2 separate regions of the Homo sapiens genome follow, and region 2 is linked to region 1. The links are chromatin loops, found by intact Hi-C in ENCODE. Cell type or tissue: CD4-positive, alpha-beta T cell. All regions are shown on one strand. Links, peaks and the distances in the headings refer to the core of each region. The heading gives the core; the rest is flanking DNA.

Region 1 (2,922 bases), core at 128-2,627:
TTAGGTGGTTTGTATGGTTAAATAGTTGTTGCAGTGAGATTTGTTGAATAGTCTGTTCTTTCCTTGTTGAGCTGCACTGTCAGTTGTGTTTATATTAAGTGGTGTTCATATATATGTGGATCTATTTCTGGGTTCTGTGATCCTTTCCACTGGATAATTTCTCTATCTCAGCCCTGCTGACAGAGTAGCATATTCGATGAAACTCTTGAGTCCAAATAGTGGGAGAAGGAGCTCAAAATAATTCCTTTGGTTCACAGAGACTCTTCCTTATAGGGGTGGTTTAATGGTGGTATATAGGGGTAGACTTGAAAAAAAGGATTAAAATCTCAGCTGTGGCACATATATATGTGACTTTTGGCACATTTTTCAATTTTTCTGAGCCTCAGACTCTTCATCTGTTAACTAGGAATAGTAGTTTAAACCCGAGAAGCTGCTTTGAGGATTAGGTTAAATTTTGTATTGTAAAGGACGTGAAAGTGCCTGGCAGTATAATGGGCCTGGGAGGTGGTGTTTTGCAGCTCTCCTAAACTAAGGCTACATGGACATTTTCTAACAGCTTCAGCCCAAAGTGAGTCAGGTCTTGGAATTGCCCTACAAGAAAATGAGACATAAGCCCCCAAATGAATTATTTGTTTCAGATCACCGAACTGTCTTCCCAAACCTCCTGTCTTAGTTCCAAACTCATTTTAGAGGGCATGGGGCTGTGAAGTTTCTCTGCTAAAAATGATTGAGGATAACTGGGAAAAGGAAACTTGCTATGTATTACTGAATTAGGAATAGCAGATGAGGGAAAAACTCATGCAGGGAAAGTCATTGTCAAATGCTTGAACTCTAGGTTCTGAAGTCCAACTTAAAGAAAGGCTCTTTTACTACTTATTGGCAATATAATAATTTAAAAAGCACTTTATAATTCATAAAGTCCTGCTATGTAATTTAGTCCATTTTATTCTTTTTACACCGTGAGATGGTCTGAGATTTGAAGTTGGCTCTGAGAGTCTGAGACATGCTCAAGTTTACAGAGCAAGGAGGTGAGGTTGGCAGGTCTCAGACTTAGGCTGGGCAACTCAAACTCTCTAGTTACACACAAATGGTGACTCTACCTTTATGTACTGAGATAATTTCAAACATATTTTCCACCATTCTCATATGTATTCTTGTAGGTCAGCTCACACTCTTCATAAAACATTAATTATCACTAGCTGGGCCAAGATTTCTAGTAGAACTGGGGTTGGGCATTCTTCCAGGCAACCACCAAACTCAACTCCCAAAAATGCAAGCAGTTTTTAAAGTATTGTTTGTACACAAATGGAAATGCTTTCTAATGCACTTCCCCTCATGTATTTGTTATGGAGTTCCATCTAGGGCCAAGATTGTCCAGCATATATTGGTCTTGAGACAATGGAGAGGCTAGTAGATACCTGTTTACATGCCAGCGTGGCACCAGGAGTTCCAGACCAGGTTTTACCAACCTCAAAAATGTGGCCAGCGTCTTTGGGCACTTGGTCCTACCCTGGCAACACCTTGAGAGCAGCATCCTGGGAGCTAAAGGAGTTTGACAGTTGCCTGAAAGAACTCCAAGTTTCTGGGTTTCCTTGCCTGTTCCAGGCCATCCTTCACACACACACACACACACACACACACACACACACACACACACACACACACACACACACACACACACACACAGTGCTTCCCCTTCACCAGTCTTAGGTACTCAACCCAAGAGCACCGACGACTTCCTTACCATCTCTAAGTTTTGATGCCTTCAGCTTCTTTTTCCAGTATCTCTCATTATTGAATTGAAATGCTTTTTAATTGAAATGTTTCTTCCCACTTCCCTAGCAGATAGAAAATTTCTCTGATGTCACTCAAGGCTCAGACCATGGCCTTCTGCTTCTCTACCTTGTTCCCCACACTCAAGGAGTCATACGTCTCTCCTTATAGATGACCTCTGAATCTCATCACTTAGACCTGATCACTGATGAGAACATCAGACTGTGTCTCCAGGTATCTATGCATATCTCCCTGTGTTCTCTTAAGCTCTCCTCTCCTCATTAACTATGACTCTTCTAATTTTTATTTATCCATCAACATTGCTATGATTTCATTGATGATCAAGACTCATTCTTGACTTCTGTCTTCTCCTTCATTCTCTATGTCTTATTCAGTAACCAAATCAATTTATTATCCCTTTCATAACATTTTTTCCTATCATTATTGCCAGAACCCTAGTTTAGGCCTTCACACCGTGTTTCATTAGCCTCCTAACCTGATTTCTCATGGACAGTTTCAATGCCATGTTGACTCATCATGCCCCTTCTCCACACCAGATTTTACAAAGGCTTCCTTTGCCAACCCTTATGGGAGAGCTTTACAGCCCTTTTAGTAAAAGGACTTGTCTTCAGCCAAACACATTCACTAACATTAAGGTTTCTTAATTTTTGTAGCTACTCTCACCACCATGCTTATACATGTGTGAAATTCTGGGCTCAGCAGTCCCCAGAAACCTTCTCAGATCACCCCCTTCCACCGAGTCCTCTTTCTTTCCTATGGGTCCCTTTGCAGGCACATCAATCTTTGGTAACATCCTGCCCGGCATGACCATCATCCTGATTCATGTACATCTTATACCTTGTACCCTGTGTCTGGCCGCACAAAACTCCTGCTCCTGCTCTGAGTCACCTACTGTTTCTCTGATACACTGTGGCATTCATTAAATTCAGTGGGATTAATGGGTGGAGTATTGTTTCTCAGGACACAGGAGTAGGTTGGGGTTGGCTTCCTTTAAATTAGTGCAGACTTAGGCTATCTTCCTTGATGCTCTTGATGTTGACAGACCAACTCTCTATTTCTCATTGACCCCTTTTCTAAGCAATGTGCTCAATTTTCCCAGCTCTCCTTAGTTCCTAATTTCTCTCAACA
Region 2 (2,922 bases), core at 124-2,623, 50 kb before region 1:
TATTTATTAGTAATTCTATTTTTATTTTATATATTGGAGTCATGAGTTCCGTTGCATTTACCACCTAATATGTTTTAGCCAGCCTTAAAGGTGGCCACTAGAGAATCCCAAAGGCCAAGTATTCCCTGCCTCCCACTATTTAGGCCCTTGTGTATTTCTTTCTCACGTTATCAGAGTTAGTCTATACGACCACTAGAGTACAGCAGATTGATGGTATATCAATCCTGAGGCTAGATTTTGAAAGACAAGTCTTCTGCCCTGCTCTTTCTTGGATCACATGTCCACTGCCATGTCATGAGAACACTCAGGTATCCCCACGGAGAAGCCTATGTGGAGAGAAACTGAAGCTTCCTGCCATCAGCCATTAGGAACCCAAGGCCTCCAGTCAGAAATTAGGCGACATTGTGGATGTGGATCCTCCAGCCTGAGTCAAGATTTCATATGACTGTAGGACTGGTTGACAGCTTGACTATAACCTCATGAAAAACCCTGAGCCAGAATCGCCCAGCTATGCAGCTCTTGGATTGCTGACCCTCAGGAATAGATGTCTGGATAATAAATGTTTGTTGTTCTAAACTTCTAAGTTTGGGGTAATTTGTTACATGGCAGTAGAGAACTAACACTAAACTCTTTTTCTCACATCTGCTCTGATAAATTCCACTCTTGGTCATATACGTGTTCAGACAGGAGACTCCTCAGAGAATATTTTCACAGCTAGAGAAGAAAGTGGAATTTCTTCTTCTTCTTCTTCTTCTTCTTCTTCTTCTTCTTCTTCTTCTTCTTCTTCTTCTTCTTCTTCTTCTTCTTCTTCTTCTTTTTAATGGACTTCATTTGAGCTGTAAATATGCCTCTAGCACTGACACTGAAATTTGGTGACACATCGATTCATTCTTGGCATTTTAAATGTGTCTATGATAAAATCCCCTCAGAGGATCCTTTCAGAACCCAGTTGGGAGATATCAGGGGCACTCCTTTAGGTCCAGTAGATGCTTTATTCTGCTTTGGCTGGACATTCTGGCTGGGACAATGGATCAACCTGAGGGAGAGGTCACATGGCCTTTTCTAGAGATAAGTCAGAAAGAATGGCAGTTGCAGGGGATGGGGAGTAGTAGTTGAGGCTGGTGACACTTCCCTTCCAGTAAAAGAAACAGAGTGAGAGGCTAATTGGGTCTTAGTCTTTGCATTTTGTATATGTATATGTATGTGCATGCATGTGGGTTGTTCTTTCCATTTACCATCTTGGAAGTCTTCAAAGAATTAGTGTCCAGGACCACTGGTCAAACATTATACCTTTTGTTGGTTGCTTTCCCCCTGGTTGGTATTTTCTTTTATGGAAAGGGAGCTACAGAGGAGGGATCACAGAACTGGAGAGAGGGCCAGCAAACATTCTGAGTCTCTGAGGACTAAGGCTAGTCCACGAGAAGCTGGCCTGGGTTTGTGAAGGAGGTCTCAGGTCTCAGCTCTTAAGATTTTCTTCTGGGATTCCAAGACAGTGTCCTCTGCTGCTTCTTTCCGCTGGCTGGACTCTGCCTGTAATTCAGGCAGGAGCCACCAGGTGGAGAAATGTGTAGATGACATCCTGGGGACACACACACACACACACACACACACACAGACACACACACACACACACACAGACACACACACACACAGGTTCATTCATAGCAAACATTGTACATTTATGAAAGTTAGTTACCATTAATTCTCTCCTGGCCTTAGTTGCCTCATCTTTAAAGTGAAAAGGTTAAGGAAAGTGATTTCTAATGTCTGCTCTGAATTTCTAGGATTCTATAGTATTGCAGTTATAACAAGGCTTCTTTTACTTTTTAAAAACGTATTGCAGGTCCTTAAGGTTTTGGGGTCACAGCCATGTTCCCCATTCCTTCCTTTCCCACAGTTTACTTGAGCTCTCTTTGAACATCACCTACCACTCAAAGTCAGTTTCCTCAACTTCTCTGTATTTTAAAAATGTCTCTATATTTTCATTTACTTGTTTTTCTTTTTTTTTCCCCCTTAATTTTGGACACAAACTTTGTGTGCTTTCTTGGATTTCTTCAACTGCCTCTATTTTCTCTCGTTAGGTGCCCAGACAATTCTGAGTTTTCCCTCCTTTTCCAGGCTTGATCACACCATGGGATTTGGTTTTGTGGTGAATGGGGATTGGATGATGCAATCCAGAAGCCCAGGGGGATTTGCTCACTGTTGGGTAAATCTTGACTGGTGGGAAATGGGAGACTGGAGGAAGATGGTCAGATAAATCCTCCTCCTCCTTCCTGTGAATACTTTAAGGTATGATTTCTCCCTGCAAATCCTACAGAGAAGCCCAGCATGTCAAGCAAGCGTGTCTCATGAGTGACCTGCTGTATGTCTGTGATGGTTAATTTTATGTATCAACTTGACTAGACCATGGGGTGCCCAGGTGTCTGGCTAAACATTATTTCTCGGGTGTTTCTGTGGGTGTGTTTCTGGATGAGATATGCATTTGAATCAGCAGACTGAATAAAGTAGATTGCCCTCCCTAATGTAGAAGTTCCAATCAATTGAGGGCCTGAATAGAGCAAAAAGGCAGAGGAAAAGTGAATTTGCCCTCTGTCTAACTGCTTGATCTGGGACATCAGTCTTCTTCCTTTGAACTGGTACTTACAGCATTGGAATTCCCAGTTGTCAGGCCTTTGGACTTGGACTGTAGAACTATATTGCTGGCTTTCCCGGTTCTCCAGCTTGCAGATGGCAGATCTTGGGACTTCTCAGCTCCATAATCACATGAACCAACTTCTTATAATAAATCTGTCTCTCAATGTGTCTCTCTCTGTGCCCCCTCCCCTGTTCTTCTCTCTCTGTCTCTCCATGTATAGATATATAGGTCTATATGTGAGAGATCTATCTCTATATCTATGTATCTATCTCTATCTCTGTGTTGTG

Evidence for each region. Hi-C counts contacts between places; a loop is a spot of excess contacts. Peaks named below come from ENCODE experiments on the same cell type or tissue, not always from the same donor. Only the 100,000 strongest peaks of a DNase experiment are listed, where the experiment ranks them.
Region 2: it touches region 1 in a loop (5-fold over the local background); 6 of 110 quality-filtered maps call a loop at or near these places.

Annotation. Positions count from the first base shown.
Region 1 is chr2:113,345,827-113,348,748 of GRCh38, forward strand. The region is part of intron 2 of LINC02966 (long intergenic non-protein coding RNA 2966); the gene reads left to right. Among named protein-coding and RNA genes, the nearest start is that of LINC02966, 22 kb to the left of the region's middle. In CD4-positive, alpha-beta T cell, for the core only: no CTCF peak of the experiment used is centred there; no DNase peak of the experiment used is centred there.
Region 2 is chr2:113,296,216-113,299,137 of GRCh38, forward strand. No RefSeq gene overlaps it. Among named protein-coding and RNA genes, the nearest start is that of PAX8, 19 kb to the left of the region's middle. In CD4-positive, alpha-beta T cell, for the core only: no CTCF peak of the experiment used is centred there; a DNase peak (open chromatin) is centred at 1,536.